Regions from separate parts of the Homo sapiens genome. Here region 1 is linked to region 2. A link is a loop called in an ENCODE intact Hi-C map of the cell type or tissue named here. Cell type or tissue: Caco-2. All regions are shown on one strand. Each heading gives the region's core, and the rest is flanking DNA. Links, peaks and the distances in the headings are about the cores only.

What was found. Hi-C counts contacts between places; a loop is a spot of excess contacts. Peaks named below come from ENCODE experiments on the same cell type or tissue, not always from the same donor. Only the 100,000 strongest peaks of a DNase experiment are listed, where the experiment ranks them.
Region 1: a loop joins it to region 2, with 7 times the contacts of the local background. A loop is called at or near these places in 2 of 110 quality-filtered maps.

What each region holds. Positions count from the first base shown.
Region 1 is chr6:81,832,061-81,848,902 of GRCh38, forward strand. LINC02542 (long intergenic non-protein coding RNA 2542) reads right to left here. Exons shown (of 4, transcript NR_149135.1): 4 at 11,721-13,849. Among named protein-coding and RNA genes, the nearest start is that of LINC01526, 26 kb to the left of the region's middle. In Caco-2, for the core only: no CTCF peak of the experiment used is centred there; no DNase peak of the experiment used is centred there.
Region 2 is chr6:81,931,740-81,948,581 of GRCh38, forward strand. All of the region lies in intron 3 of LINC02542 (long intergenic non-protein coding RNA 2542), which reads right to left. Among named protein-coding and RNA genes, the nearest start is that of LINC01526, 130 kb to the left of the region's middle. RefSeq lists an enhancer at 5,910-7,109. In Caco-2, for the core only: no CTCF peak of the experiment used is centred there; DNase peaks (open chromatin) are centred at 6,842 and 7,902; H3K4me3 peaks cover 426 bases.

The sequences.
Region 1 (16,842 bases), core at 4,211-9,210, 100 kb before region 2:
CTATAGCATTATAAAAGTATTTCAGAAGATGGTTTAAGTCAAATATGTGGTATAGATTATTCTCATTAAAAAGCATTCATATAAGACTATGTTTTGCAGGCCCTTGAAAAAATTTCATTGGTTATCAGTTACAACATAATAGGTCAATTTTTTTTAGAAAAGGCAATTGAGATGCTCATGGTTAGATTTGCTCCGACCCACCCAGCAACACAATGGCAGATTGAAAGTCCTGGTTCTTTAATTCCCGGGCCTGGTTCTAATGCTGCTGGATCACAAGGTCTTTATAATAGAGCTTATAAAAGCACATTTTATGTGAGGCGACTGGTTAGAGAAAATATGACCTTTCAAATTATATCACCATTTTCCACATAAAAGCCTCAGCCAACCTCCTAATTTATGCGACCTTTGGAAACCATAAAATCACTTCCCAGGGAGAGTTGATGTTGATTTGATTAGGGCCGCTCTTCTTGACCCAGAGTGGGTAGGAGCCAGCCACCCAGGGAACAGCCCAGGGAACATCAAAATTCACTCAGCCCAGGGAGAAATCTGCAGTCTAAGGAAGTCATTTGAACCCAGTAATGCACTTGCTAGAGACAGCTAGTTACTCTAGCTAAAGGTTTAATCTTTATCTCCTCAATTGAAAACCTAAGAAAACCTTTAGATTTGCCAAATGCTTGAAGAGGAATATTTCACAGATGTTAAGGAATACAGGACTCTACAAATAGAAATGCTAAGAGTATGTATGCATAGAAATTAAAGTCATCAGAAAAGGAAATGCTGCCTGATTGAAAACTCAAACATTTAATAGAATTTCTGTTTATTAATAAAGCAGTTTTACTTTAGAACTTGATGAATGACTAAGTGAAACAGAGGAAAGAGCAAAGGACTTGACAAAGTGCTGTTTAATACCTTTAAAATATATCCTGTTTTTTAATATAAAGTCATTTTTATAGTATATCTGCCTTATGGGAAATCCCAAAGAATTGGATAATAAAAGATACAACTAAGATTTGTTGGATTTTATATTCACTACTTTTCGTAATGTACAGATGTAGGTACCTGGGTGAAATTCTACTTATATATATAGGATAAAAGTAGGATATATATATATGTGTGTGTGTGTGTGTGTGTGTATATATACTAAAAGTGTGTGTGTGTATATATATATATATATACACACACACACACACAGACACATATATATATCCTACTTTTATTCACAAAACATAATAGTAGCATTTTCCCCATGTGATTACAAATACTATGAGAATATCATCATAAACTGCTGAATAATGTTCCAACATATAAAAGTGCTACAACTTATTGAACTATTTCATTATTGATGAACTTTAGAGTTTTCAATTGTTTTGTATCATAACTAACAATCCATTAAACATTTTTGTGGATAAAAGGTTTTCGTGTGTTTCAGCTTGTTGTGTGGAATAGATGAATTTATAATGTGTTAAATCACATTTCCTTTTTGAAGATGAGTATCACCAACAGCCTTTCTATTTTTCTCCAGGTATATTACAGCCTTCTTTTTGCAATTATAATCATTGAATTTGGACTATGAATCAAAGAACCAGGTTCAATGCTGTATTTTTACCTGCATGCCTCTGACATTCCATAGATTTCTTGGATAATAATTACTCTCCCTTTAACAACACCATAAGTCCACTTAATCTATGAATTTGAACCTTGAACAAGAGATAACTGAAGAATTATGTAAGAAAGAAACAGAAGAAGTGATGTTCTCAAGCTCTGGAGATTTTCAGGCAGCTTTGAAAATCTTTTTTATCTTATGTTTTATTCCCATAAAACTTAAAATCCTACTGGGGCATTAAGGTAGTAGCGGAGGGGTAGTTTTTCAAGATGTTCTTGTACAGCTTCCTTCTAGAAATATCTAGAGTTCTCCAAACTACGTTTGAAAACTCACTAATTTAAGACTTGTAACTTTGCAGATGGACTTTCTTACCTGGGAGAACAAATTGTTCTTTTCTGCTTCAAGGAAATTTTAAAATGCTAAGTAAGGCTTGCTATCCTCAGAGGCAACATTGGCATCCTGAAACAATTTTGGCCATCTGATTCCTGAGGGTTTGGCCAACAGCTGTGCCCAAAATGGATAATTGTGCCTGGTTAAGTTTAGTCCTCTCTGACATCACACATCACAGAGGAAATCAGCCCCACACATTTTTCTTCAAGGAGAGAAGAGAATTCATACAGATGATTCAGAATCAAGGAATGAAAATGACAACAAGCATGCAAATGTCACACTGAAAACAAAAATCCCTCCTAGTTCATTGGCTAAAGAGACAGTAGAAACATCCTGGGTGGAACTGAGAGCTGTGACTCTTGTGCTCGGTGGCCTGGAGCCATTCACAGCACCATCGGGAAGTGAAGGCAGGGAGCAGTGCAAGGCCCGTTGTGTCTGTTTACCGAGTTCTGTAGGCCTTACCAACTATCATGTAGTAGTCTTTTTATGGAAACTAGATAAACAACATGCGTCACCATGGCTATTTCCCTTTATCAGAGAAGTGGAAGAAAGACTTCTACAAACTGTAGATATCATGGAAGTGTGTGGGCCTTTCCAAGCTATTATTGCACAAAATCAGAAAGAAATTGAAATGTTTTCTGCCAACGACTGATTATTTTTATCCAAGTCAGACAGAAAAATATTTCTAAACATATAGATGTTTACCAGCTGTTCCCAGAGGCATTCATGTGACTGCAACATCCTTTCTATCAGCCCTTTAGGTTTGGAGTTTTCCATGCCAAAGAGACTGAACATCTTCTGCATTTTAACCCCAGCTCAGAGACACTTCCAGGAATTCCAGTCCTCCAAGATTTCAATGTCTTTATTCCTGTTCTACACTTCAGTTTTGTGCTGAAAGCATCTAAAGGAAGAAGAATGAGGGAGGAGGAATTCTGCCTTTTTTTTTCAAAATTTGTATCACTCATTTTTTTTTCTTTTTTTTATTATACTTTAAGTTCTGGGGTACATGTGCAGAACGTACGGTTTTGTTACATAGGCATACACGTGCCATGGTGGTTTGCTGCACCCATCAACCCGTCACCTGCATTAGGTATTTCTCCTAATGTTATCCCTCCCATAGCCCCCCAGCCCCCAACAGACCCCTGTGTGTGATGGTCCCTGCCCTGTGTCCATGTGTTCTCATTGTTCAACTCCCACTTATCAGTGAGAACATGCGGTGTTTGGTTTTCTGTTCTTGTGATAGTTCGCTGAGAATGATGGTTTCCAGCTTCATCCATGTCCCTGCAAAGGACATGAACTCATCCTTTTTTATGACTGCATAGTATTCCATGGTATATATGTGCCACATTTTCTTTATCCAGTCTATTGCCCTCTCTTTAATCCACGGTCTTCTCACCTTTGTTTATCAACATTTGTTGACTGATGAGTTGATGTCTCAGTTTTACCTTCACCTTGCACTCACTGTGTTTCAGTGGATCCTTACCTTCTTTCTCTTCTCTTCTTTGTGACCTCAAGTTATTTATCAGGATCTTTCCTTGAGGGACTTGGGGTATGTAGCACATAATGTGGAAGCAGCGAGGGCCCATTTATCTGTTCAGTTACACTTATCTGACTATTATATTTAATTTATAGGGCATTGTCTGGCTCATAAAACTTTTAGAAGTCCAGCCTTCCCTCTCTTTCTCTTCCTGTTCCACCCTGCTGACTTCTTACACTGGTACATTTGTTTGTTTGTGCTCCCAGAGAAGACCCCTATGATTTCTCCCCACTTCTCCAATTGCTCCAGACTCTGACAAGGTTAAATTGTTGGCCTGAGAACATGTTCTCAAGAGGCACCCATGATTGTTGTCCTAATGCCTAATTAAGAAGGGTGGAGAAAATTCAACAGCAGGACCACAGTGTCATCATGGGAAGGGAGGAAATCAGATCAGTTTGCATAAGGGATATCTGCACTCACATGTTCATTGCAGCACTATTCACAACACCCAAAATATGAAACCAACCTGAGTGCCCATCAACAGATGAATGGATATGTGGTGTGTACACACAATGAAATACTATTCAGCTGTTAAAAAGAGGGAAGTCCTGTCATGTGCCACAACATGGAAGAACCTGAAGGACATGACGCTGAGTGAAATAAGAAGCACAGAAAGGCATATAACTGCACAATTTCATTTATATGTGCAATCTAGGAAAGTCAAACTCACAGAAGCAAAGAGTGGAACAGTGGTTACCAGCAGCAAGTTGAAGTAGGGTGGACAGGTGGGGTTGGCATGGGGAGATGTTGTCTGAGGATATAAGATTTTAGTTAAGTAGAAGGAATAAATTCAGAAGATTTATTGTACATCATGAGGGTTATAGTTAATAATAATGCATTGTACACTTGAAAATCGCTAAGGGAATAGATTTTAAGTGTTCCCATCACAAAAAATGATAAGTATGTGCAATAATAAATATGTTAATTAGCTTGACTTAGTCATTCCACAACGTGTGTGTGTGTGTATATATATATATATAAATATCATGCTGTATACCATAAATATATACAATTTTTATTTGTTGATTAAAAACATTTAAATTTAAATTTCAATAAATGGAAAGGGAAATGGGTTTGGAGTCACTCAGAACTGGATCAGATTCCTGGCTGCACAATTTACATGGACAAGTCCTTTAACCTTGATGAATGTCCACTTTCTCATCTTTAAAATTCACCTAATAATACCTCAAGAAATTTCTGGAAATATGAAATAAACTAATGTATGTGAAATGATTGGCAGATGATAGATGATCAGTATCAGGGTCAGTTTCCACCTCTCTGCCCCTCAGTTTCAATCCTTCTTCCCTGTCTTCTGCCCAGGGCTCTTTCATTCTATATCTGATACACAGACAAAATACAATAAATAGTTATTGACTGGGTGAACTTGTGTAAAGATGCTGGTGAGTAGACCATGTTTGCAAATGTGTAGAGTAATATCACCCTTTTGGCCAACCCAAATTCTTGCTTTGCATAGGGACTTCCTTAGCTCTCCAGAATTCCCAGATAGATAACAAGAGGGATACAGGTGAGATGGATATTATTATTGTTGTTTTATGTGCATCAGTATGTATAACTCTGCATGTAGATATTTATACTGGATGGATTTATATAAATTTTCTATTTTTGTGCAAGAGTTTCCTACATTCTACTTTTCTGGATTATGAGGAAATCTTTGAATAGAGTGGGCTTTGCCAACCTCTCCGTCCAAATTCCTGCCTTCTCTTTTCTCTTCCAGCATTCCCATGCCTTCTATATTATGGGTTAAATAATTCAAAAGTGCTCTACCTCCTTGGTGCCTTTGCACAATCATTTCTTCCATTAGACTCATCCTTCCCTTAATCTACCATGTATTAACTTGTCCTTTAGCTCAACCATTACTTCTGAGAAGACTCTCCTAACACCACCTCCTCTTTTCTCATAGTTGTCTAGACTTTTCTACTCACCATATTTTCCATTTTATTATTGGTTTAGTTTCTGTCTGTTTCCTCCCCTAGATTTTCATCCCATGAGAGCTGGGTCAGCAATTTTTCTTGCTTTCTTCTGTGTTTCTATAGTACCCCATAATTCCTGGCACATAGTAGGTGCTTTAAAAGTATTTGTTGAAGGAATGAATGAAGAGGTGAAAGCACTTCACAAATTCACATTTGCTTCTCTTCAAGTAATGCTCTTGTAAGTAGAAAATGGTTGGGTATATTTCCAACAAGGTCATTTTATATAATTTGGCAAACCTGAAAATGATTTTATGTCCGTCTGAGTCCCCAGCACTTAACTCAATATTGTTTTTAAAAAGTTTCTCATAATAAAATACAGCTAAATTTTCAGTGGGTATATAGAGGAAATACAGGAAGAAATACCACTTTTAAACAGGCAAGCTTCATGGGCCATTCACATCTAATGTGCAGCAGAAGCAATTCTATGAATTGTTTCCAATTCCATTATTATACCCATGATTTTTCAATAAGGATGCAACCGCATACCTCTGATTTCCTTCTTAGAATCTTTGTGATGTTGTCGATACAGGTGCACGCCTTCAGTATGCACAACATGATTCATAGAGTGTATAACATCACAGGAGGTTTAACAAACATAAGAAGTAACTAGAGTACAGTTGCTTGACTTGTGTTGCTAGGTTACTATCTAGTAATCCTCTTGCTTATCTTGGGCTTCTGGTATTTTCAATTCCATTTAGTGAGGGTTGGAGCTACTCTGATGTGTCTAGTTCTGTAATATATTAAAAGTCTAGCCAAAAAGAGGTGGCTATTCATTATAAGCGGGAGCTAAGTGTTTAAAAAAACACATGCAATGAGAGAAATAGACCAAATCATCAGGAAGGACAGTGTCAGAAAACTTTGTCTGACTTATTTTAATTCCTTTTTTTAACTATCTGACTGCATGTAAGTATTCATAAGGCTTATCTTGCCAATATAAAATATGCTAATCATGATATTAACATTTTTACTGTTAACACATATATTCTGCCCCCAAATGTCTTTTAGCACAGGTGAGAGAAAATTGGGTGAGTAACATGGTTTTCAGTAGTTCAAGTTTCCCACTCATGGATATTTAAAAATAGAATAATGGCAACATGTCTTTCCTAGAAATTCAAGAAGAATCATCTACTGACTGTCATAAAGCATGAACTATGAGTGATATACATGGGACATAAGAAATAGTTATGAACTTTTTTCTCCATTTAGGCCTAACAGAGCTGAAGAAGATAAAGAAAAATGAAAAGACAAGAAAAGAGAAAAGAAGAGAGAGAGTGAGAAAGAAGAAAGAAAAAAAGAAAGAAAAGAAAGAAGGAAGGAAGGACAGAAAGAAAAAAGGAAGAAAGAGAAGAGAGAAGAAAGAGAAAAGAAAAGGAAGAAAGAAAAAGAAAAGAAACTCTCAATAAATGAGAAGGGTCATTCATCCATTGAGGCAGGCAGGAAGTCACTATATATATTTTACACAGGTAATAAATGGCAGGGGTATTGCTTAGGGCAGGAGGAAAAAGGAATTAAACCCATAGAAAACTGGACAAAGTGCAATACTCTAGGAGTTAGACCTCCAAATTAAATCCTTACAATAATGTTGAGCAAGTGTTTTGATACGTGTATAAGCAGAGTCCTACTGGAACACAGAAGTTCTAATGCCTCCTGGAGGACAGCAGGGAGACTTCAGAGAGGAGATAGCCCTTGAGCAGACTTTCACAGCAATTGCATATTTCCTCCACCAAAATCTCCATAAGGCACTGAACTAATCCATTGCATTGCTGAACAGAAAGTTTATGAAGGGGAATAAAATACATCTGAGACTGGACAGCCACTTGAATTATTTCTAAAGTTCACACAACTCCAAGGTAACACTAACAACCACAACAATTACTATTATTACTAACATTTATTCACAATATTTTATTTTAAATTACCTTTAGTTAAATACTAAGAATCTACAGGACTTAATGCTACAGAACAGAAACCATAAGTAGAAGGAGGCAGTATCTCTCACTGATGAAAAATGAATGAGGACATGTGTTGAACAATGAAATACGGTTTAATAAGGTGTCTCATGTGAACCTGCATAAGACAGAAAAAAGTCTTGCTCTTTAAATCCATTAAACAATAACAAAGAAATTGGTGTCAGAAAACTTAGATATGCGTATTCAGCTATATTAAGTAAAACAAAGACCAAAAGAACTGGAATAATCTTAATTAGATGTTTATTCTAGTCAATATCTATATCTAGTGTGTATCATTTCGGACAGTTGTCTTTCTTTCAAAACCCTTCAGCTAGAATGCCTACCCCACTGTCACCTCCACTGCAGCCTTCAAGACCAAAGTCTTACATTATTATGTGGATCAAGGAGCCAAGCTCAAACAAACATAATCAACAGAGTTATGGTAAAAATTATAGTTGGTTAAATAGTTTACTGGCTCAACTTAAGCAAAAAGAAAGTCTAATTTTGCCAGAATATTGCAGTAGAAACTTCGTGAAGGGTATTGGGGCTGAGTCTACAAACATTTAGCCTAACTAGATTGGAAAGGAAACAAAAATTTAAAACAAAGAAACCAAAAAAAAAAAAAAGTGTGTTTGATTAATCACAGCTTGGCAATAGCTCCTCCACCCAATAGAACCCCAGAAGCATTTTCCTCTGCTGATCCCCTACCATCTTCTCAACTCATTCTTCTTAAGAGGCCCCAGTGAAAGTCAGTTCCACTAGATGTGTGCTGACTCAGTCAGGCCAGCCAACCTCGATTGAGAACTCACCTGAATGCAGGAGCCATGAGCCAGTCAGCTCATCTCTGAAGTGAGAGAAAGAACAGTTCACATCTTCGTTAATTAGATACTAGCAAACTAAATGAGTAGATTCATAGGAGTAGGCTATCATTTTACCACCTGAATGAGAAAAGGAGAGGTGGCACAGATATGATTCTTCAGCAAATTGGCTACAGCTGCCAAATTGCACATTCAGACAGCCCAAGACAGTAACTATTTAACAGAGTATCTGTGCTGGGCCTAAAATTTTCCTAAGACATGTTTTTATATATCTTATCATCAGTTGGGTTGAGGTATAGGCTATGAAGTATAGATGAGACATTCGTTTATCTTTCTAACTGAATTAAGTTCTTGAAAGTGCACAGAAAAGATGGATTCATTTAACACTCATGACTTGGATTTATTTTGCCTCAGTGCATTTGTCTACAAGATGAGACAGACAAATATCTGTTTAAAGGCACCTCCTAGTATTGAGCTGAAAGTAACATAAATAAGAAATGCATTTTAAAAGCTAAAAATTCAAGTGTAATTTTTATAGTGGATGATTTTTCTCTTTAAGCTACTGATTTTTTTAAAGTCTTATTTTCTTTGTGTTTTGTTTCTACCTTTGTAGCATAAGAATACTTTTTTTTTTTTTTTTTTTTTTGAGACGAAGTTTGCTCTTGTTGCCCAGGCTGGAGTGCAATGGTGCGGTCTTGGCTCACTGCAACCTCTGCCTCCTGGGTTCAAGCGATTCTTGTGCCTCAGCCTCCCAAGTAGCTGGGATTACAGGTGCCCGCCACCACACTTGGCTAATTTTTGTATTTTTAGTAGAGATGGGGTTTCACCGTGTTGGCCAGGTTCATCTCGAACTCCTGACCTTAGGTGGTCCTCCCACCTCAGCCTCCCAAAGTGCTGGGATTACAGGCGTGAGCCACTGCGCCCGGGCGAGAGTACTTAATACTTACAAATACAAAAGAAAGTTGTTCAAATCTAATATTAAAAACATAATTAGATATTAATCTGCCAATGTGCTTAACTCTACTAGATCAACAAGATTCTAAATAACAACCTGAAATAGAACATGTCATTAATGAACAAATTTTCAAAAAGTAAATTACACTTAAAAATTTCTTGAGAGTAGATCTCATGTTAAACATTTTACCGCAATAAACTAAAAGAAAAAATGTTTAAGTAAATAATTTATAATTTTATTGGGTTTTCCTATTTGAAAACGTCTTTGTGGACTTCAGGGAAAGGATGCTGTATAAGAAATTATTATTTTACCAATCCCATGTTGATTTTAGGCTCCACTGAAGAATATGATTAGAGTTTGGCCCACAAATTGTTGACAGAAAACTTGTATTCAAATTTTATTTGGTGACTTTCATTGAATGAAAATTTTATGAAGATGTTTGTCTTTTATATTATATTCCTTCCCATTCTGCCCTCATATATGTGCACTGGGGGATGATAGGGAGATGACGACAGGAGAGATTTATTAAAGGAGGACTATTTATTTTCTGGCCAATTTCTAATCTAAATCTAAATTCCCAAGAAAAAAAGACACGTCTTCCATGTAACTGCTACTTAGCAGACATCAATTTCTGCTGTCATTTCCAGAAAAGCACCATGATTTAGTGTGGGACTCTAATATCAGACTTTTGGGTTGGGATCTCTGCTCTGTCACGCTCTAGCTGTGGGACAGAGGGCAAATTATTTGACTGTTTTATCTCTATATTCTCATGTGTACAGTGAGAATAATATACAGTTGTTAAGATTCAATAAGTTAATACATATAAAATGCCCAGAACATAGTAAATGTTCAGTAAGTTTTACTTATTACATCCATTTTTTTTTAAATTAAAATGGGTTTTTTTTGTAAAAATTAATCTGCTCTGCTGTTAGAAAACAAGAGTTGCTTAAGGTGAAATGAAAGAAAGAAAGGTAAAGAAAGAAAATTCTATTAGTCTACTAGTTGCAGAAAAATCATATTTTATATCTTAGAATTGAAATGGAAGACCTCAAGAAGAGGAGACTCAGTCACACCAGGAGAAAAAATTGCCCATGAAACTTGAACTATTGCTAGCAGAGGTCACCATGTGAAAACAGGAGCCTGCAAAGCATTGTTGAACACACAGTCTTTTTGGAGACAGCCCAGGGACACAGGTCAAAACTATGCAACTTTCATTCTCTACTACTCAGTGAGCTCTTCTGAGGAATATAAGTGCTAAAAAAATCAGTCAAGAGGGGAATAAACTCTACCATGTTTATAAAAATGGCTATTTCAGTATTATGTATAATCTTGAAAAACTATGAAATGACCTAGCTCATAGGGAAATCTCTAGTTGATGAAATATTATTAAAATCATACATATTAAAATTAGCAACATGGAAAATAATGTTTAATACTAAGAAAAAAGGACTCGAAAGTGTATACAGCTTATTACTGCATCTTTATGGAAATACATTCATAAATATTTAATGCAATTATATGATAAAAGGCAATAAGCAAGCTGAGAAAAAATAGTTGGGTTTTCTGATAATTTCTTTGCACTGTTTTTGTGAGTATAATTTCTTTGTACTGTTCTACGTTGATACTGAATAAATACAAAATTAAAACATAAACACATATATGAAGCATAATGCTAAAATCAATCAAGTAACTCATGTTGTAACAAACCAATAGCTTAAATAACTGTTCAATTTCATGAATTAGTAGAGGATTTGTTTTACCTTTCTGCTTGTATTGATACTGTTACTAAAGCAGTGTTCATTTCACATGTGTAATAGGAAACCTATGTGTCATGACTTAGCAAGTTTGAAGTGAAAAAACATCGTATTGATTTTTTCTGTTTAAAAAGTATATGTAAGATAGTTCATCGTTCAATAGTTAATTATGATAAAAAATAGGTGGCACAGTAAAAAACCAACATTTACTGAAAACATATTATTTGATGTATAGGGTTTTTAGAAATATATGATTTCTCCTTTCAAATGCTACAAGAAAATTATGATTGATACCAGAGTAAACAAAAAATCAAATGCCATTGTGGTCAGGCACCATGTTTGCCTCTAGGAGTTCCATGAACCACAAATATAGACTGAAAAGAATGTGTGTCAAAGAAGTAGACCATGAGTTCCCTTGCTGCTGACTTCAGCTCAGAAACATGACCCCACAAAGCACACTGGAGCTGACCAAGTTGCACCCAAGGATTGGACCAGCCACCCACTGTGGAAACCAGTGAAAGACCACAGGAGAACAGGTGACTCCTCCTCCTCCCAGCATCAAGAGGATCACTAGGACAGACACCACGTTGGAAAGAAGTAAGAATTGAAAGGAAGAAGTCGCTATAATAAGGACTTAAATTTAGAATTCCCGGAATATTTACCTCAAAGAGAAATCTGAAATCAAAATAGACTGTTTAAATCAGAGGAGGCAAAGAAACCATTGAATGACATTATTTTTATTTTTCCTTGCTACCCAGAGGGGTAAGGTAGAGATGGGGAGAAGAGAGCTTGAGTTTAAGGAACATTATATAGAATGTAGAAAAAGAAGATAATCTTTGTTTATCTAAGCAGTATATGAATAGCTTTCTATATTTGGGGATCTCTGAAAGAAGAAATCACATCTTTTTCTTGTAGTTATCCCCCTTTAGAAATTATATAGTTATACAATAAATGGCACTGAATGAATAAATCACAAGACTTGAAGCGATGAGAGAGGTTTTCTAATTCATCATCCCAATTTCAGGTAGACTACCATAATTCAGCACAGAAACCTTTTTCTTGAGGACCTGGAGTATTTATCGTGAGTTTGTTCTTGGCCTGTGCAGTAAGCAGGCAGAACAGTCACTCTCCACCAGCCCTACCTTTCCTTTCCTGTCCTTTCTTCCTTTCATTACAATTTGCAGGCTGTTTTTCTTTACTTGCTGATTGTTAATAAATTTCTGCCCTTCCTCTCCCCACCCCTCATATCAGCTTACTTTTCCAACTAACAAAACACCAGTCTTGTTGAACCATCTATTACAAACACTGGAGCAGAATAGCAAAGGGATTTTTTAATCAAGGAAAAACTTGAGGTTAAATTATTACTATCTTGATTATGTGGGTTGTTCAAAAGAACTTTAATTTTTTTCTCCAATGAGAAATTCCTCCAGATAACCTATTGAGTATTTGAGTCCTCTGAGTCCTCCTGAGGCACTAGCACACTCAATTTTTTATATTGATTAAATTATAAAACACACCATACATGCAATTTGTTAGCTTGACTAAGTTTTGTTTTGCTTTTGTTCTTTTTGGTTTTGTTTGTTGTTTTCCTGTTTCCTTTTTTTAAAAAAAGGAAACCTCTAGTTCTATCTACTTTAGGGACATTTATTTGGAATGAAATAAAAGTGACTTGTAATTATAGTTTAATGCCTCAAAATAGAAAAATGTGCCAAATTGCTTAACCAAATACATATTTGGTTGGGATTTCAGAGTTACTCCTGAGTCAAGGCCCTGGAAAGTCTGAACCATTGCTTATCTTTAATTTATGGTTCTCTGCTAAGGGCAGCACAGAACTGATTGTTCATAAGGTTAAAATTTTGGCTTACGAAAGTTGTGCATCACAGAACAGGCATTAAGACAAACTTCTATTGCATTCTTTTTTTTAGTTGTGGCATCTCTTTCCCTCCGTTTAAGACTCCCTCATGGAGGTATATCCAATCCTGATTAACAGGGCTGTGGATAAAATGGTCTGAGATAAAGGCAAAGTGTTCGATGAGCTCTTCCTGAGATTCCTGAGCTATTTCATTTCCTTCTTTCTTATTTTGGCCTCATAAAATATTGTTTGTGGTGTCTCACCAGAAATGATCTTGTACACGTTAGCACTCTAACATGCACAATTTTAAAAATGCATTTATCTCCAAGTTTAGAGTAAGAGTAAGACAGAGAACTGTGCTTTTCTCAAGTGTTTGCCAACTTTCAAACTTTTGGCATTTTAAGCAGAGATCCTTACAAAATGGAGTTTTCCCTGACATGTCTGGATGTGTATGTATCTGAACTGACTGAATTTAGTCTTTCAGGGAGGCAGAAGATGACCAAGGTGACTATGGGGGCAGTGAGGGCCCTGTGGCTTCATTCCTAAAGTTCAGCACAGTGCTCCTCCATCAGTGCAGCTTGGTTGATGTACCAACCAGGATCCTGGCAAGAAACAGATGGCACACTCAAATTGGGTGCTTTGAAGAGAGATAGTAGGGGGACCATTTATTAAGGTGAAAGTAAGGTGAGGAAGCTACAAGTACTTTGAGGCTAGTGACAGTTGGATTTGGAGGAGGGATTGGTAGCACCCTAGGCCAGAAGGGGCAAGGGAAGGAAGTAGTTACCAGAACCTAGAGACAGATAACAAACATAGAAAGAGGCATGGGTGACAGCTGTTGGAAAGAGCCTGGCTTCCAGTGGGGATATAGTTGGACTAAAGAAGTTGGATACAGCCAGCCCAGAATGGACTTGTCCTTGAGCTCCACAACTGGAATCCCAGAATAAGGGAGGCAGTTGATGCAGGTCAGACTCATGGAGAAACAGCAGGGTGAATTCTGGATCTGAAAGTGAAAATAAAAGAAATACAAAAACCAATGAGATTGATTCCCAAACTCCAAGGTCATGGCTGCTGCTAATTCATAGGTACCTCTTTGTGAACTAGAAAAATAAAATGCCTTTTTGAGTGACGCAGACCTATTAGTGCACAGGGTTTTGTTCTACTGGACTCTGATCAATCTGAGCCAATTGAAGTAATTCTATTCCCCTTGCCAGAGTTATTGGTTTGATGATCAGTGCAGAACCTAGTCCAAACCAGTCAGCATCCTGACTATCCCCTGGTAAAAGCCAATGATTCAAGGGCAGGCATGTGTCTGGCAATAGCCTGATGGGAGTGAAGTTCAGAACATTTGATCTATGACTGTTCAAAAAATTCTTTCTTCCTTCCCCAAGTGAACAAGGGAGCTTATTTATGGTCCTGAGAGATTCTAGCATTTACCATAAGGGAAGCCAGACTAAGAATAGGCCCGGTGTCTAAAGGGCAACAAAATGAAGAAATTATCCACAGCTCTTATTTTTATTATTATACTTTTTGTATCCTGAGACTTTGCTGAAGTTGCTTATCAGCTTAAGGAGATTTTGGGCTAAGACGATGGGGTTTTCTAAATATCCAATCATGTCATCTGCAAACAGAGACAATTTGACTTCCTCTCTTCCTATTTGAATACCATTTATTTCTTTCTCTTGCCTGATTGCCCTGGCCAGATCTTCCAACACTATATTGAATAGGAGTGGTGAGAGAGGACATTCTTGTCTTGTGCCGATTTTCAAAGTGAATGCTTCCAGGTTTTGCCCATCCAGTATGATATTAGCTGTGGGTTTGTCGTAAATAGCTATTATTTTGAGATACATTCCATCAATACCTAGTTGATTGAGGTTTTTGGCATGAAGAGGTGTTGAATTTTATTGAAGGCCTCTTCTGCATCTATTGAGATAATCATGTGGTTTTTGTCGTTGGTTCTGTTTATGTGACAGATTACGTTTATTGATTTGCATATGTTGAACCAGCCTTGCATCCCAGGAATGAAGCCGACTTGATTGTGGTGGATAAGCTTTTTGATGTGCTGCTGGATTCGGCTTGCCAGTATTTCACTGAGGATTTTTGCATCGATGTTCATCAGGGATATTGGCCTGAAATTTTTTGTTGTGTCACTGCCAGGTTTTGCTATTAGGATGATGCTGGCCTCATAAAATGAGATAGGGAGAAGTCCCTCTTTTTCTATTGTTTGGAATAGTTTCAGAAGGAATGGCACCAGCTCCTCTTTGTACCTCCCACAGCTCTTACATCATGAATATCCAAGTTAAATTACGCCTGATCTCTATATTTTTCAAACACATTAGTCAATACATTTCCTTTAGTTTGTAAGTCAGCCACAGTTGAATTTTCTTTTGCTTGCAAACAGGGATTCATATTTCTTATTGACCTTTCCTTTGTGGACAACTTAAAGCTTTTTAGCTTCCTCATTATTTGAACCATACGGGACAAGGAAGATTTTTTTAAAATTGATTCTAACCAAACTACATTTTCAACTCAAACCAGATTGATTTCAATCATTCCTGTAAGTCTATCCTTACTGATGTACATGTAGAAGTGAAAGTACCTGCAAAATTATTGAACAGGTTTCAGGTCATGTTTTCTTTCTGACACCTTCTTTAGCATAATTGCAATGAAAGTATCTTTTATCATCTCTTCAAACAATTGTATTTGCATTTGTCAAAAAATGCTCCCTCTGAGTGGATATCTGCCCAAGACATCCTTTTCATACCCACAATTGAATTTTCTTTTGGTAATTTGAATATTTTACATTTAACTTCCTTGCTCACAAACGTGAAGGTATAACTTAACATTAGAGACATTTCTGTAAGAAGAAATCAAAAAATGCAAACTAAAGTTTAGCAACTCAGGAATTTGGTTAGGTTTAACTATCAGGAGCCAGACTCCAAAAGTAGACTAAAGTGTGGCCGTCCTAATCTCTGTAGTGATCAGAGCTTGTCTGAACTCTTTTTTGTATATTTGGTTTATTTCTAGCTGGTATGCAACATAAAACAGCCTTTAAATCAGCTTCCCCATAGGTTATCTTGACCTCTTGAAAATCTGCCTTTGCGCTACCCACAGGAAGTTGATGGTCACTCTCCTGATTGGGAAGGGAATGCTACATGATAAGGCCTCAATAGACTTTTGTATAGTTTCTTGCTTCAAAGAACTTTGTTCAGGCCCCTCAACAAGAAGGATAAAGTCCTCATTGTCTTGCTTGGTTTCCAATCTGGTTTCCTCCCTTTCTCTTCCACGCCCTGAACTTTAACTTAACCAGCATCTCCACTACACAATTCTGTTGTCTAGCTGTGTCTTTGCTCCATCTCTCCACCTGGAATGTCTTCTCAGACTCTCCTCCACAACCTTCTCAGGCTTACCTGGCCAACTCCTACTCATGCTTGGCTCAGTTGGCACCCTCTCCAGGAACGCTCCTCTTTTCACACTCTGGCAGCTTTGCTTCCTTTGAGCTCTCATGTTAGTTCTGTCCTTGCAGTTCTACTCTCAGCGTATCTCAATGTGTGGACTCACCCACTAGACTGAGCTCCATAAGCAGGAACAATGTCTTACTTCTATTTTTATGCCCACTGACCATGGAGAGGGAGTCCCATACTTAAAGAATTCCATGTACAAAAGAATATTTTTATCTCCTTATCCAGGTATGAACTCCCCAAAACATTAGATTTCATATCACAAAACATAGTTGAGTCAACTGAGAAAACAATTAGTTTGCACTCAAGTTAGACATTGAATTGAAATTCCTTTTGAGCTGTGAGTGGAGAAGATAAATTTAAATTCAAATAAAATTTTCAGTTAACAATACTGTAAGTGATATTTTGTTTTTCTAGATAGCATCATAAGTATTTTTCCAATAGCTTGCTAATCATATTCCAAATACTTTCAGCGACTGATGTGATGGTACCTTCAAAAAGCAGCAACAAAAACAACTATTGCAAAGCATTCTTT
Region 2 (16,842 bases), core at 5,367-10,366:
CACGATCCCTTAAAATAATACACATAAGAAAGCTGAACCTGGATCCCTTTCTTACACCTTACACAAAAATCAACTCAAGATGGATTAAAGACTTAAATGTAAGACCTAATACCATAAAAACCCTAGAAGAAAACCTAGGCAATACCATTCAGGACATAGGCATGGGCAAAGACTTCATGACTAAAACAACAAAAGCAATGGCAACAAAAGCCAAAATTGACAAATGGGATACAATTAAACTAAAGAGCTTCTGCACAGCAAAATAAACTATCATCAGAGTGAACAGGCAACCTACAGATTGGGAGAAAAATTTTGCAATTTATCCATCTGACAAAGGGCTAATATCCAGAATCTACAAAGAACTTAAACAAATTTACAAGAAAAAAAAACCCCAACAAAAACTGGGCAAAGGATATGAACAGACACTTCTCAAAAGAAGACATTTATGCAGGCAAAAAACATATGAAAAAAAGCTCATCATCACTGTCATTAGAGAAATGCAAATCAAAACCACAATGAGGTATCATCTCGTGCCAGTTAGAATGGCAATCATTAAAAAGCCAGGAAACAACAGATGCTGGAGAGGACATGGAGAAATAGGAACGCTTTTACACTGTTGGTGGGAGTGTAAATTAGTTCAATCATTGTGGAAGATAGTGTGGTGATTCTTCAAGGATCTAGAACTAGAAATACCATTTAACCCAGCAACCCCATTACTGCATATATACCCAAAGGATTAAAAATCATTCTACTATAAAAACACATGCACATGTATGTTTATTGCAGCCCTGTTCATGATAGCAAAGTCTTGGAACCAACCCAAATGCCTATCAATGATAGACTGGATAAAGAAAATGTGGCACATATACATCATGGAATACTACACAGCCATAAAAAATGATGAGTTCATGTCCTTTGCAGGGACATGGATGAAACTGGAAACCATCATTCTTAGCAAAGTAACACAAGAAGAGAAAACCAAACACAGCATGTTCTCACTCATAAGTGGGAGCTGAACAATGAGAACACATGGACACAGGGAAGGGAACATCACACACTGGGGCCTGTCAGGGGATGGGGGGCTAGGGGAGGGATAGCATTAGGAGAAATACCTAATGCAAATGATGAGTTGATGGGTGCAGCAAACCAACAAGGCACATGTATACTTAGGTAACAAACCTGCATATTGCACATATGTACCCCAGAGCTTAAAGTATAATTTAAAAATAATAATAATAATAAAAATACACATATATTCAAATTTAAGAATGCTTCTTTAGGATGAGCAAATGATTAGGTTTTCCCTTCTTACCTCATTTCCTAAATAGGACTTGTTTTTAACTATGCTGTTTGTTATGTTTTTAAGAGTGAGGAACATTGAACGATTCACTGCTTTGAAATCTTTACTATATCTCCCCATGATGTATAGTGGTAGGTCACAACTTCAAGGACAATGAGGTGGATGGACAGGTAACTATGTGTGAATGTGTGATATGATGGTTACAAGACCACAGAGAGTGGCTGGAGAGAGCACTGGCCCTGTCTAAAGGCATGCTGCTTCATTGAAAACAAAACAAAAACCAAAAACCCTTCACCACACAAAACATGTCCATGGGCCACATTAAGCCAAGAGGCTACCTGGATTGTCATTATATCATTGTTGTAACTCTCACCACATAGATAGTTTACCTCTAGCTCAGGCTGAGATCAACTCTGTCTTTCATGGTTGACATGGATGAAAACGAACGGAAGCATATCATAGTATCACTCCAATTATCCTTGGAGCTGGCCAAAAGAAGGGACCCTACTGCTTCATCTTTGTATTCTGTTTACCAGTTCAGTTTGCAAATAATCAGCATTGTGATCTCATGGGGAAACTATGTCAGATAAAAGAGAATGATAATACCAAACAACTATTGGGAGCTCATTTCTTGCCAGGCCCTGTACTAGGAATTTTCCTTATCCTGTTTCATTTACTCTTCCTAACTAACCTATTGCATAAGAACTATCATTATCGCAATTTTATGGATGAGAGAGCTGAACACAATAGGTGAAGCAGAAATTTGGTGACTGCAAAGTCTATGATTGTAACCAAAATATATATATTTATATAAAGCAAGTGTGAGTCAGTGGTTCAAGGATTGTGCAATAGGCTAGAAGGAAAGATATTGAATGTAGGTAATATTTAACAGGGAATTACTGTTTCCAACAATAGACCTTAGCAGCATTAGCAAGAGGAAGAGCAGTGGACCCAGGAGAGCTTGGAGAGGGGCTCAGTGGTGGGAGACTGAGGTTAGGGTTAGGGTTGAAGTGCAATCTGACAGAAGGGTGGGTGGAGACAGTGTTGAGTCTGAGCTTCTCCTCCCCCACAATTTCTCTTTCTTCATCCCCCCTCTACCCTTCATCTGTCCACTTACACAAATTCCAACTAAGAAGAGATAACCGAAACTTAGAAAAACACTGTATTTCATATATTTGAAGCATACGTGATTTCTCTCTACATCTCCCACCCTCCCCTTGGGTGTCTGGCCTCTGTTAAGTTAGGAAAACAGAAAAATGTAAACTTTAGTGATGTGGAGAAAAGGACAGACTCTTCCCCTTCATACCGCACCACAGTTGTATTCTAAGGTCTAGGTTAGGTGTGTTACGGATGTTTCTCTCTGAGGGAGGGGCCTGAAGAGATCAGAGACAATGAACTCCAACCCCTACAGAAGCCTTGAGAGGCAGAGCAAAGTGCTCGCTGTTCTGTCCCTTCTGGTCTCTGGACTCTGTTTAGGAGTCACTTCTAGTACTAATATTTCTGTCAATGAAGAGACTCTCCCCATACTTCCTGATGTCACCCTGTGATGGCTAATTGTTTGTTTGTTTGTTTGTTTTAAGATGGAGTCTGACTCTGTCTCCAGGCTGGAGTGCAGTGACATGATCTCGACTCATTGCAACCTCTGCCTCCCGGGTTCAAGCGATTCTCCTGCCTCAGTCTCACAAGTAGTTGGAACTACAGGTGCACACTACCATGAGCAGCTAATTTTTGTATTTTTAGTAGAAATGGGGTTTCACCATGTTGGTCAGGATGGTCTCGATATTTTGACTTTGTGATCTGCTCGCCTTGGCTTCCCAAAGTGCTGGGATTACAGGTGTGAGCCACTGCGCCCGGCCGTGATGGTTAATTTTATGTCGACTTGGCTAGACAATATACCCAGATATTTGCTCAAGCATTATTCTAGATGTTTCTATGAAGATATTCTTAGATGAGAGTAACTTTTAAATCAGTTGACTTTGAGTAAAACAGATTACACCTCATGATGTGAGTAGGTCTCATCTAGTCAGCTGAAGGCCTTTAAAACAAAAAGCCTGACCTCCTCAGAGGAAGAGGGAATACTGCCAGGAGACTGCTTTGGACTCAAATTGCAGCTCTTCCCTGGGTCTCCAGCCTGCCAAACTACCCTGCAGATTTTGGATTTGCCAACCTCAACAGTCACATGGGCTATTTCCCTAAAATAAATCTTTCTTTCTGTATATATACACATCCTATCAGTTCTGTTTTGTCGGAGAACTTTATTGAATCTACACCCTACTTCACCAATTCTAAGATGTATATTTTTTCACACTTCTCTAAAATCATAAGATATTTTAAATTGACATTGTTTCCAGTGAAATATGATTGTTCCCAGTATTTGACAGAGTATTCGCCATTCCCTCAACTAGATATTACTTTGGAAATGCAAACTAATAGTTTGCTATATTGAGCTGAGTGACTGTAGTGTAACCACCATCCATGATTTGTATAGCCATGCCATGACTTTTCTCCAAGGATTTCAAAGTTCTATGCAGTTTTAAATAATTATTTTCCATAAGCCTGTCATCTAATTGCCATCTGTAAGCTCTGAAAAAAATATTTTTCCAGGGGATGCAAAACATGAACACTATGAGGGAGACAGAGCTTCAAAGCAATGCTTTGAAAGGGAAGGATAGGAAAATGGAATGGAATATATTTGTCCTCAGTTAAGCCTCATTGTACTACTTAAGCCCCACTTTCCTTTCCATACAGGATTATAGCATTCTAACCACCAACTGTACCTTCTTTATTCTGTTGAAAGAGGCAGTTTGTTTTTCTACCTGGTATATTTTCAAAAGAACTGGATAATTGGCCAATACCATAACAGTTTTTTGATATATCACTGTCTTGCATAAAACTAAGACTCAAAGGTAACAGTACGTCTTAAGTATGTGTGTATGTCAGCATCTCAGTACTTAGTATGTGCACAAAGTAGACATGGATAGTTGTGAATACATGCATGTCACTGAATAACCAGACAACAATGTGAAATGCTGGCAAATGTCCAGGCTTTTTTTTTTTTCTTTTTTGAGACAGGGTCTTGTTCTGTAGCCCAGGTTAGAGTGCTCATTGCAGCTCAACCTCCCAGGCTCAAACAATACTCCTACCTTAGCTTCTCGAGTAGCTGAGATTACAAGTGTGTACTACCATGCCTGGCTAATTTTTAATTTTTTTCTAGAGACAGGGTCTTGCTATGCTGCCCAGGCTGGTCTCAAACTCCTGAGCTCAAGTGAGCCTCCCGCCTTGGCCTCCCAAAGTGCTGGGATTACAAGCATGAACTACTGTACTCAGCCAGATGTCCAGGCATTTAAGGAAGCCCTTCAAATCTACATACTCAAAATCATCAAATAAGTGACTATTTGCCCCCCTTTTATTTATTTATGTATTACATCTTCCCTTATATTCTAGGTGCATGTGTGTGTATGTGTGTGATTGAGTAAGTCAGAGACAGAGAGAAGTTGAGCGAATGAGAGACAGAGATTGTCTCTTCTGGGTTGTGAATATTTTGAAGGTGGCTTCATCAAAATACCATAGGTTTAGTGCCACCATTTTGAATACTGCTTCTGCCACATATAGGCAATGTGACTTTGGAATAATTACTTAACTTTTCTCATCTTCAGTTTTTGTACTTAGAAAATAAACATAATACCTGCGTTGAAGAGTTTAGTGAGGCTTAAAAATAATTTTTGAAAGAAACAGGCGAAATTTTAGATCTCATCCCATGTCTCTCTCCTGCTGTAGCCCTAGGCACAGCGCCTTGTACTTGGAAGGTACTGTCATGTTTTTTGAATGAATCGCCAAGTGTCTTGACAAAAAACACACACTATTTTTGGCTTTCTATAAAACATGCAATAAATTTTATGGCCTGACTCTTTTGAGTACAAAGTAAAGAACCATTCATGATATGATCCCGTTTTACCCCAAATGTTTAATATTTTCAACCAGAGTCATCAAATCCAATGTATTACTTATGTTCTAGCCTCACTGTCCTATATAAATATCATCTTCATTTAGATGAAAACGACAACCATAAAACAAACAATACTGCAGATATTTCAGTTAAACCATGGAACTTACTTCAAGTTTATGGTATTACTAGTTTGAATTTTTCACAGAAGAAACCAAGATAGTCATTTCTAGTTTTTAAGAGATAAAAAAAATCACAAAACAGACATCTTCATGTCAACATTATTTCCCCTTTTGTTACTTTCTTTCCTTTCTTTTTCCACTGTCTTCTCCCCTACCCACCATCTGTTTGTTTGGAAGATCAATGAATGAATCATCCAACAGGCGAACAAACTCTGGATGACACATTACTTTAAGCCACATCTGAAATGAATTGAAAGTTTAAAAGGCCACATAATAACATCGATCAGTATACATGCTTTTCTTGTTGAAAGATAATCAGATGCCAGAAGGGCCCTTTGTAACACACTGTCCCAGGGACTATCAATTCCAACATCCACACATATGTTCCCCCCATAAAGCACTGGCAGCCATTTTGTACTTATTGACTGTGCCTCTATAATTCTTCTTCAGATAAATGATTCACCAGATTGTAGTAGCCCTTAGTCAGAGAATCACAACTAACAGCTAAAAGCAAGTGTCAAAACCAAGCAAATGAGAGAGCGATAGTCTCTTCCCACTGTTCCGGGTGGCAATGGAAAGAGTAAATCCTAAATAGACTGGAAGCTGAGAACAGACAGCCGGAAAGAAGGTAGGACGATAAGAGGGAAGAAAGAAAGTGTTAGTGGATGGATTTAGGGCCAGATTAGTTCAAAAGCCTGAGTAAAATTTCAGCTCTAAGTTGTAGAAACTGAGTGGAAGCTGGAATCCAAACAAGTACTTCATTTATTCAGTGGAAATATTTAACCAATACTCTATGTCAGGACATGTTCTAGATACTGGGGATATGTTATTAATCAAAACAGAAATGTGTAAACTCCTAGAAAGTATATTCCAGTGGGGGATGATAACAACAAACATTTAATGTAATCAATCAATCAATTACTCATAAAGTATATTGAAAGAGAAAGAGAAGTGCTGTAGAAAAATTAAAAATCAGGGCAAGGAGAATTGCAAAGGCCAGAGTGGAAGCTTCCATGTAAATGCTGTGGTCTTAGCAAGAGGATTAAATATCAATAATTCACCAGAAAACGGCAGAGTCACAAAACTAAAAGGAAACCATTATGTAACATAACACAAAGAGAGCAATTTCATGACAGTATATAAAAGGACTACTCACATTTTTCATCTAATTTAAAGAAAATATTTACTATGCATGTAACACCAGAGAAGCTCTGAAAACATTTCAGAGATAGTTCCTTGTCCATATGCTTCTTTAATAAAACACCTTTCTGCTAAAGAACACAGTTATGTGGACTTCACTTACTGGCAAGGTCAAAGTCCTCTAAAAGCAGTTTCGTTTCATCACTGTCCATGTGACTGATACTATTATCTTTGTTTTACAGGTGGGGACATTAGAATGTTGATGACTAAGCACCATGAGTCAGTGGTAGGGTTTATGGAAAACGCATGTCCTAGGCAGCATGCAAATGACTTCATCTTATGTGGGTTTGGCCATGTAAGAAGTTAAATTATCTCAGCAATTTTGTGAACTTGGCTTTCTTCATAATTATCCTTCTTCCCGTCTGCTGTCCCAAAAGACCTGGTTACTGAAGAAAGCTCTGTGAGAGCTAAGGATGAGTGTAAATGCCATGAAAACACCATAAAAGTATTCTGTAGGTGCCATGCCACAGGGTTCTTCTAATGAAGGAATTCAGGAAAAGCTTAGGCACTGCCAAAGAGTTTAAGTTCTCAAGTATTTTTTTTTCCCCTCTTAGAAAAGTGCCTTTTTGGCTGGCATTTCATAGGAAAATGACAAAGACTTTACAGCAAGTCCCTTATCTCCTTTCCTTTTTTAAATCTTTAGAACATGGTTAATACTATGTATTTGTGGTTCAACTAGTAAACACTGATTACACTTGGCAAGTGACAGCAATAGCAGCAACCCCACAAAACTTAGGCAATAATGATGGTTTCTTTAAATTTGGAATTCAAGATAAAATTGGGAAATGCATCAAGAAGGGATAAAGCTCTTTAGGTTATCTTATCACAGAATTTGAAATTTGTGGCCAAGAGAATGAAGTTAAATGTTTATTTTATACTACTTGATCATTCTGAAAGTTTTCCAAGTTATTTCAGACTAAACTTAAAGCAGGATATTGTGTGAATCAACTCTTAAATATTAATGTGGCCCTGCCAAACTGGTTTCCTTAAAACCTCTTTCATTTGTGTTACCCTACCATTTTCTCATGTAACAGATGAAGATAAATGTGCAATGCTGTTAGCCCATTTTGCTACTTGGATTACTAGGTTCACACATAAACACATAGAGAGAGCACCTAATTATTCAGGGCAAACGCCACTTTTGCCCAAGGCAACTTACTTTGTCTACCTATTACTCTTTTAGTGATCATTTTCTTTCCTTTGAAAAGTATCAGAATTGAAATACCAGGAATTCCAAAACAAACCACTCCTCCCTGTGTCATCCTTGTCCCGCTGCTTCTGATCTTGGCCCTCAAACCTAGTCAACGGCCTTATCAGAACTGATCAAGCTGACTTAGATTGGAGTTATTTTGATGAGAGCTTGAGTGTGTAATCAGATGTATGGATTTTTGCCCTCTCCCAGAAAGAGGTCAGAAACATGTGGATGGAGCCCTAAGGGGTAGCCTGGTCTCGTTTGAAATAAAATAAATTGGCTTCACAGTGGCCACTCTGACCTCTGGCAGTCTAATTTCTCAGCTGGATTATAACTAGATGCCCTACATACAGCTATTCTCAAGAACTACACAAGCCTACGAAAGAGAGAGAAACTTTTAACTGGTGAGAATGCTGGAGCTACATCTGTCCAGGAAACTGGTAACACGGTGACATCAACTGGGCTCCAGAAGTTTTGAGAACTTCCATTTGGCTTTGAGAAACAATTCAAGGTGTTAATTCTGACTTATAAAGCTGTCTGTGTTTTGGATGCTGGTTACCTTAGAAATGGCTCTAAGGCCATTTCTCTTAGCTCTAAGGCTGAAGAGTTCCCAGATTTACACTTCAAACACCCAGAAGCAACACCCTTCCATAAACAGACGAGATGGCTAGAATTAAGGGCTGCTTCAATCTCACAGAATTCTACTTTGTAAATTACAAATTTTACCCCTTGGCTTCCTTTACTGATTAGAAATATGAATGTGGAGAAAGTACCAATGTGAAAATTTTACCATCAGCAGATTAATATCCTTGAGTGTTAAAACATTTAAAGTCCAATCTTAAAAGAGTATAATAACAAATTCCAGTGTATATTTAAATAATGTTCCTGTTTATAACCCTAGCTATACAACATATTTATTCCATGAGATCATATATTTAAACAATTATCTTCTTACTGGCAAGTACATATTCCCATGAGCAATGAGATTTTAATAAATTAGATGTCATCATCTGTAAATACCTTGTTTTAAAATATGCCTTTCATTTATACTAGGTTTTTAAAAGAATTTGGCAGATGTTTCCTTAACCTCTTCACAAGATTGACTTAACCTGCATACACTTGTACCATTTTTACTATACCCTAATTATTCAACCATTGTTTTATTTGTCCAGAAACATCTGAACATGCTTTGAATAATCCAGACAGTGAAGAGTTGAAACTGTCTGGGGATTTAGCATAAGCTTTCTCTGGAACTAGCAGCACCATCAATGCTCAGTGCACCTCCTTTTAATATTCTAGTGTTTTAGGATCATTAACATTCCTTTCAGCTGCAGGATGTCTTTATAATTCTTTTTTTCACAGAGGAAAAAAACAGAAGCAGAATCGATTAAGAGGCTTACCCAAGGCCATTCAACAGATTACTGATAAAGGTAGAATTGGTGCATTATATCTCGTTGAAGAAAGCTTTTCCTTTTTGCGCATTTCTCTACCAACTAAATTAACCCATATCCTATCAGCAGGTGATGTCAATCTCAGAACACAAACTGTTCTTGCTGTTCCTGTTAAAATATATGTATGGAACACATGTATGAGAACACCATATAAAGGAACAAGAAATCAGTAGAGTGAGAGCCAATTCAAGATTTAAGTACAAGAGAAAAGTCCATAACTGTTCAAAATCGGACAGTTACTGGCAGCCTCAAATACTCTTGAGCTGGTATCAAAAGCAGAGAACTGCTGCGCCAGAATGCTAGGACAGTTCCTCATTCCCTCATACAAGCACAAGTATAGTCACCAGCATAAAAAGTCAAGATTGTTAGCAATGCCTAACCACCTAATTGCCCAAGTAACCGTCTTTCTTTTACAGGCCTCATTGTCTTGAGCATGAAGGAAGTGGCAAACCAGTGGGACTGTAATCTATTATCTGTTACCACTAAGAGCAGGGATGCATTGTGACACCAAGTGGGAAAAAAAGGCCAGAGAGATAGACATGGAGGAGACTCATCTGAGTAAGGCTGTACTAGACATTGCCTTCATCTTTCCTTCAAAAGACTGACTTACAACTGTGGGCACACTGGGGAGGGGAGCCAGGAGGAGATAAGAAAAAGAAATCAACTTGATAGAAGAGCTTGAATAGGTTGGGCAAGGAGTGATTTTACATAGAGAGTAGTTTCCTGGTCCTTGCTCTGGTCTACATGCCTGTGAATCAATTACACACACACACACACACACACACACACACACACGCTCTCTCCCTCTCTCTCTCTATCATAAATTAATTACTCCTGCAGATTATTGAATGAAGCCCATGCACAATGTGGCAGAATATGTGATAAATCCACCTGCCAGGACCCTTGGATGGTGCGTATGGTGGGTTGGGCAACACTTATCAAAGGAACAGCCGTCTTGTTCTCACCAAAAAGCACGTGAATAAAAGCCAATGCAAAATGAGCTGCAATCGTAACATTGTTTTACTAAAGTTAATCTGGCTGCCAAGTATGGTCCAAACAGCTTTTTGTTTGCTTGTTTTAAGCCCTAGAGCTTTTGGCTGTTGGCTTTTATGATTGAGATATCAATTTTGAGAAAATCCTTTAATTGTTATGCTTTTTAAAACCTTAATGCCCAGATACCACTCTAAAGGTTTCCTTGCCTTCCTCTGTCTGATACTCTGGAAAATGTCAGCTCCACAGCTATTTCATGATCCAGTGCAAAGCTAACTAGAAGATCATAAAACGATATGTCCAGAAACGTTAAAACGTTAAAAAAGTAGCTTGCTCTTTTCTCATAAACTAGATTCTAGTGTAAACTTGTATGAAGTACAAGCTTAAAATTTAAAGCTTCACAATTTTAGAATGTGTCCATAAAAAATATAGGAGTAATGACAGTGAATAAAGTATGTTTTTATAAACTTTTGGTTCTGCAAAAAAATTTTTAAAAACATTCTGTAATGAAATGTTTTAAGAACCTAAATTAGAAAAGAGAAAGGTACTAAATATGAAGACTGGGTAAATTATTTGTCTATAAATTAGAAATTAAATATAGATAGATATTAAAAACCAAAATATTAGAATTAATTAGATCTAAGATGGTGTGCCAAGTAAATATATTCTTTTTTTAAAATTTTATTATTATTACACTTTAAGTTTTAGGGTACATATGCACAATGTGCAGGTTTGTTACATATGTATACATGTGCCATGTTGGTGTGCTGCACCCATTAACTCATCATTTAACATTAGGTATATCTCCTAATGCTATCCCTCCCCCTCCACCCACCCCACAACAGTCCCTGGAGTGTGATGTTCCCCTTCCTGTGTCCATGTGTTCTCATTGTTCAATTCCCACCTATGAGTGAGAACATGCGGTGTTTGGTTTTTTGTCCTTGTGATAGTTTGCTGAGAATGATGGTTTCCAGTTTCATCCATGTCCCTACAAAGGACATGAACTCATCATTTTTTATGGCTGCATAGTATTCCATGGTGTATATGTGCCACATTTTCTTAATCCTTAGACGCTAGAATATCCATAGATGGAGTTCAGGCAATTAGCATATCCTTTAAAATAGTATGAAAAATCGTGTATCTTTGTGAACATGCTTTCTGTTAGATTCTGAGATGGGTTCACAACATAAATAAGAAAGTTTTAAAGCCACTGACACAAAAGATATGTCTTACACAATTCAAACTTTCAGTATTCAGTAATGCTTTGTTCTTTTTGATGGTTTTTCTAACTTAAGGTTGTTATACTTACTCAACTAGTAAGGCATATCTCAAACTTTTGTAATATTTGGTGTATGCAATCATTGCAAAATGCAAATTTCTTTTCATCATTCCTTTTCTGTACAGAAAGAAAGGAAAGAAGTGCCTAATAGGATAAGGACTATGTTATAAGTAATAACAATAAAATTAAAATGTTAGTGAATTTATTTAAATATCAAAAGAAAAATGCATATATACTGCCCTATTTTATTATCCATAAATCAAAAAGCAGTTTTATTCTATTCATTATTTTTCAAAGAAAGGAAGAAAATTCCTCCTCTTCCCTTCATTTTAAAGGTATTCATAGGCACTATAAGTATCTTACAGAAGGTTATTTGGCAATATGCTTAATGATTTGGATACTGAACAGTTACTTTAAACTGTATAGACTTGCTTTACTTAAACAAGCAATTTTCCCTTTCAAGAAGGATCTCATCAAAAATTGAACAGTGCCTCTACTTTACTGTCTGGAAAAGATGAGCAAAGACCAGAATACTTTCATTTATCCAAAAGAATGTATTTTTCTTCTTCTCCAGACTCCTATTTATCGAAAGCTTCCTGACTATGGGGGATAAAAAGAGTTTCACAAAACTAATAGACAATCTAAAGTTCTCTATACAATTGCAAATAATTTATCAACACAAATAAGAATAAACATTCATTTCTTGTCAATATGCATCATGAGGATGAAAGGAAAGTGTGGTACTTTGACATTTTTTTCAAACTGTTAACTTAATATAAACATAATTCAAGAAATGTTTGGAAGAAGCAGTAGACTCCTGGTATTGAAGCCTTATCTTCATATATATTCTGCTCAAGTATCATCAAGTTTTGAAAGCTAACTACTGACTTGCCTAATTTATAAGATATTATCTCAAACTTTTGTAATATTTGGTTTGTGCACACATTATGTCCCAGTTAGCCATAATGAACTCCAAAATCAAATGAGAAAAGATATCACAGGAGGAAAGGAAAGGGCATTTAGACATTTTACTTTTTGATCAAGTTTTTAAAGGTTTTATTATTGGTTTTCTACTTAATATGGCCCTGTGCCAGGCATGGTGGCTCATGCCTGCAATCCCAGCACTTTGGGAGGCCAAGGCGGGTGGATCACTTGAGGTCAGGAGTTTGAAAGCAGCCTGGTCAACATGGCGAAACCCCATCTCTACTAAAAATACAAAATTTAGCCAGGCATGGTGGTGCATGCCTGTAATCCCAGCTACATGGGAGGCTGAGGCAGGAGAATCACTTGAACCCGAGAGGTGGAAGTTGCAGTAAGCCGAGATTGCGCCATTGCACTCCAGCCTGGGCAAAAGAGTGAGACTTTGTCTTAAAAAAACAAAAATATATGGCTCTGAATAACAACATTCAAACTCTTTTGCTTGATATTCAAAGTTTTTATAATTTTATCCCCAAAATTCCGTGTCTTTGTTTCCCAGAAAATTGTTCACCTTAGCAATATGCTTCAGGTTATGGGCTTTGGGAGCAGTGAAACCTGAATTCAAGCCCTAGTTCCATTGTCTACTAACCAACCTTGGCTACTTGGTTAATGTTTCACTTATGAAACATGCATTTTCTCATTTAATACTCCCAGCAACTTGACTGATTAGATTTCAGTGATGATCAAATGAGCTACTCTATATAAAGCTATGCACAGTGTCTGGCACAGAGTAACTCTCCAGTGACTATCAGTCATTGTTATTAAAATATGTCTACACTAACGCTCTGTCCCTGCCTAGTTCATGATTTTCTAAAATGTATTCCGTCTCAGCTCCATACTTTCTCAGATGTTGCCATGCATCCAAATGCCACTTATACATCAAGTCTCTCCAATATACCTCCTTATAAAGTCTTCTTTTAGGACTTTTGTAAGCTCCCATATCCTAATTACTGACTTCACATATCATTTGGTAGTTCTCTATTATCTATCTGTTATGTATCTATATTTTCCTAAACTATTACTTATACTATTTCTATATTTTGAATTTATGTTTAGTATCCCAAATGAAACAGTAATTTAAGGACAAGCATTATCTTACATCTTTTCCTATTTTCCCTAATACCTAGCAGAATGTGTTGCCCTTATGTGTGCTACATAGAGATGATTTAATTTTTTAAGCCTATAGAAGAAAGAGACTATTTAAAATTATCTAAAATCTATTTACTTCTACAAAACCCAGGCCTATAGCATTGAGCTGCACAATGGGGTTTAGAAGCGTGAGAAGTTGTTAGTTGTTATAGCCAGTGTTGTGCTGGAGTCAGATGGAACTACTGTATCTTGCAGGCATCAGTTGTGTATATTTTTCCTCCTACTCTGCATACAATGATGTCTCATTGGTAGCTTGAAATAGGCCATGGTGTACTTACAGCACGAGAATTGGCAAACACTACAAATCTGGGCTTTCTCTCTCTCTCTCTTTCTCTCTCTCCTTTCTTTCTTTTGTTTTCTTTTTTTGGAAAGCTGATTGTTATACATACATTTATCAGCATACCACAAAGATTGATTTAAAGCTATCCAAAGGATCTATGTAGATTTAATACTAAGAAAACTCATATATCTATGCTTCCCTACCAGAATCAGAGGGCATTCTATGCACATAGAAATAGCATATTCATATTATTAGTGGAGAGATTCTACATTTATTATTTAAACAGTAATTTTCTTTGCAAATGATGGAGATATTTGGCAGATAGTCCATGTATTTGTATAGCGAAGCTATGGCTTTATTTTTCAAGAGCACCTTCTAAAAGGTGAGCTCTTCAGAGGAATTTGCTGGGTTACAGACATGTATCAAGCCGGGACTGTATTAATGACTGTGCTGGGCTCAGAGTAGTCACTCAGAAAAAAAAAAAAATAATTCCATTCATCTCTTACTTTTAAAATCTAATGTTGCTCAAGATGAGTGGGAATTTAAAAGAAAGAGAATATGCTCCACACACTAAAACAATTACCAAAGCACAAGTATATTCTTAGCCTTGGAGATTGTAAATAGAGATTGCAGCAGCTATTTTTCTGTATGTGTCTCTTTTGTCATTTGTTCTGTAATTCAAACAAGTTTTTAAAAGATGCCATTGTCTGTGTTAGGTCAGCAGTATAATCCTGGAGAAACTTATATTTGGTTGTTGTTGTTGTTTTTTTTTTTAACCATGAGGTTGATTGGTGTTTTCCTTAAAGCACTTCCAATTCAGGCCGTGGCGTCAGCCCTGAGCCTCCCTGCACTGCATCCAGAAGCAGCATTCTTTAGGTTATTATGAAGAGAGAGGAGGACAGAGGAAGGCACATTAGTAAAATCTCAGTTTGCATGTGATACATGAAAGATTTCTTCTGAAGGCAGATATAAAACACCACCAAAGATTAAAACATCATGACACACCAAAATCACATACTGAAAGTCCAGTGATCCATCAAACACACTCAGGACAAGACTTTTTATTGTATGTGACATAGACATTTGTCTCCTATTTCAGGAAAAACAGAAATGTTCTCTTACCACAGAGGCACAACAATAAACCACCTTAACTGAGAAATTCAAAGGAGAGCTGGATCTCCATTATACAAATGGAACCGCCATAGGGTTCTAACTCCTTTGTAATGAACTAAACTTAATAATTGGATTTCCTCATTTTCACAACTTCCCTATTTTTTCCAGTTCAGGATTTTAGTTTTGGAAGCTCCCTGTGCTCCCTGACAGAGGCTGTGTGCCTCAGGCTCCCCACCTTCTGCTATTAAAGTGGAGACTAGCAGATACTGAAGACATGTTAGTATTTAGATGAAGGCCTCACCCAGATGTTAACAGGAGGCATTAAAGAATATTTTTGGACAGAAATTGTGCATCTCTGGAATAGATTTTGTGACAGGAACAAACATTTCAAGCATTGGCCTTTTGTGGGATCACTAGAACCTGCCCGCTCACATTCTAAATGAGGAGAGTATCCACTATGGGACGTCTAAATAGAGACCCAAGATTATGGTGCTTACTAGGGCAAAGCAGCAAGGAAAAACATCCAAACTAAAAAGGCAGTTTACTCTGTAAACAGTAATTTTAAGTTGACATTTGATTTCAGATAAGTTGAAACATCTGAGCCCGAATCCCATGCCAAATTAAAACATACATAAAAACCATCCTTTGGGGTTGTGAAGCTTTTAAAGATGGAGCAGTAATGTAAGTATACTCTTTACACAGAGCTATTCCTAATTGTGTCTCTTCTGTGTTCAAAACACTTCAGTTGTTCCCTGTTACATTGTAGGATGAAGTCCAATGCCTCAGTATGGCGTGCAAAGTCCTTAATGATCCCACGTCTCCTGCCTCATAGTTCACTCCTAGTCCCCTCCCTGGATGTTCTCTACACCACTAATACTGTATTTCCTTCAATTTTCTTGTTTCTAGTCCTTTTCATGAGCTGTTCTGTACCTGAAGCACTGGCTAATTCCTATATATCTTTGGTGTCTCAGCTTGGACCTTTCTCCTTTCCTTTGCTGACTCCTGAAGGTATGGTTAGATTCCCCTCAAATTTTCTCCATACCACAAGGTACTTCACTCATATGACACTTAAAACACTGTATTTTAAGAGCTTATGTCCTTGTCTACATCCACTAATAGATATTCAACTTCATAAAGGCAGAGGTTCTGATATTTTGTTGGTGCTGAATCCTCAGCATACCCTCTACATAGTAAGTTGTCAATAATCATTTGCCTACTAAGTGAATAAATTAAACTCCTGTAACTCTATTAAGATGAATGACCAGCCAGGTGTGATGGCTCATGCCTGTAATCCCAGCACTTTGGGAGGCCAAGGAGAGTGGATCGCCTAAGGTCAGGAGTTTGAGACCACCCTGGGCAACATGGTAAAACCCTGTGTTTACTAAAAATACAAAAAATTAGCAGGGCGTGATGGCAGGCACCTGTAATCCCAGCTACTCAGGAGGCTGAGGCAGGAGAATCGCTTGAATCCAGGAGGCAGAGATTGCAGTGAGCCAAGGTCACTCCATTGCACTCCAGCCTAAGCAACAAGAGCGAAACTCTGTCTCAAAAGGGAAAGGAAAGGAAAGGAAAAAGGAAAGGAAAAAAGAAACGAAAAAGGAAAGGAAAGGAAAGGAAAGGAAAGGAAAGGAAAGGAAAGGAAAGGAAAGGAAAGGAATCAATGACCACAAGTACCTAAGTGGTTAGTGTCATTGCAGGGAAATTCATGAGAGCAGAGAACTTGTCCTGTCTACCCTTGTATCCCCAGCATTACCATTGTATCTGACACACAGTAAGTAAATGCTC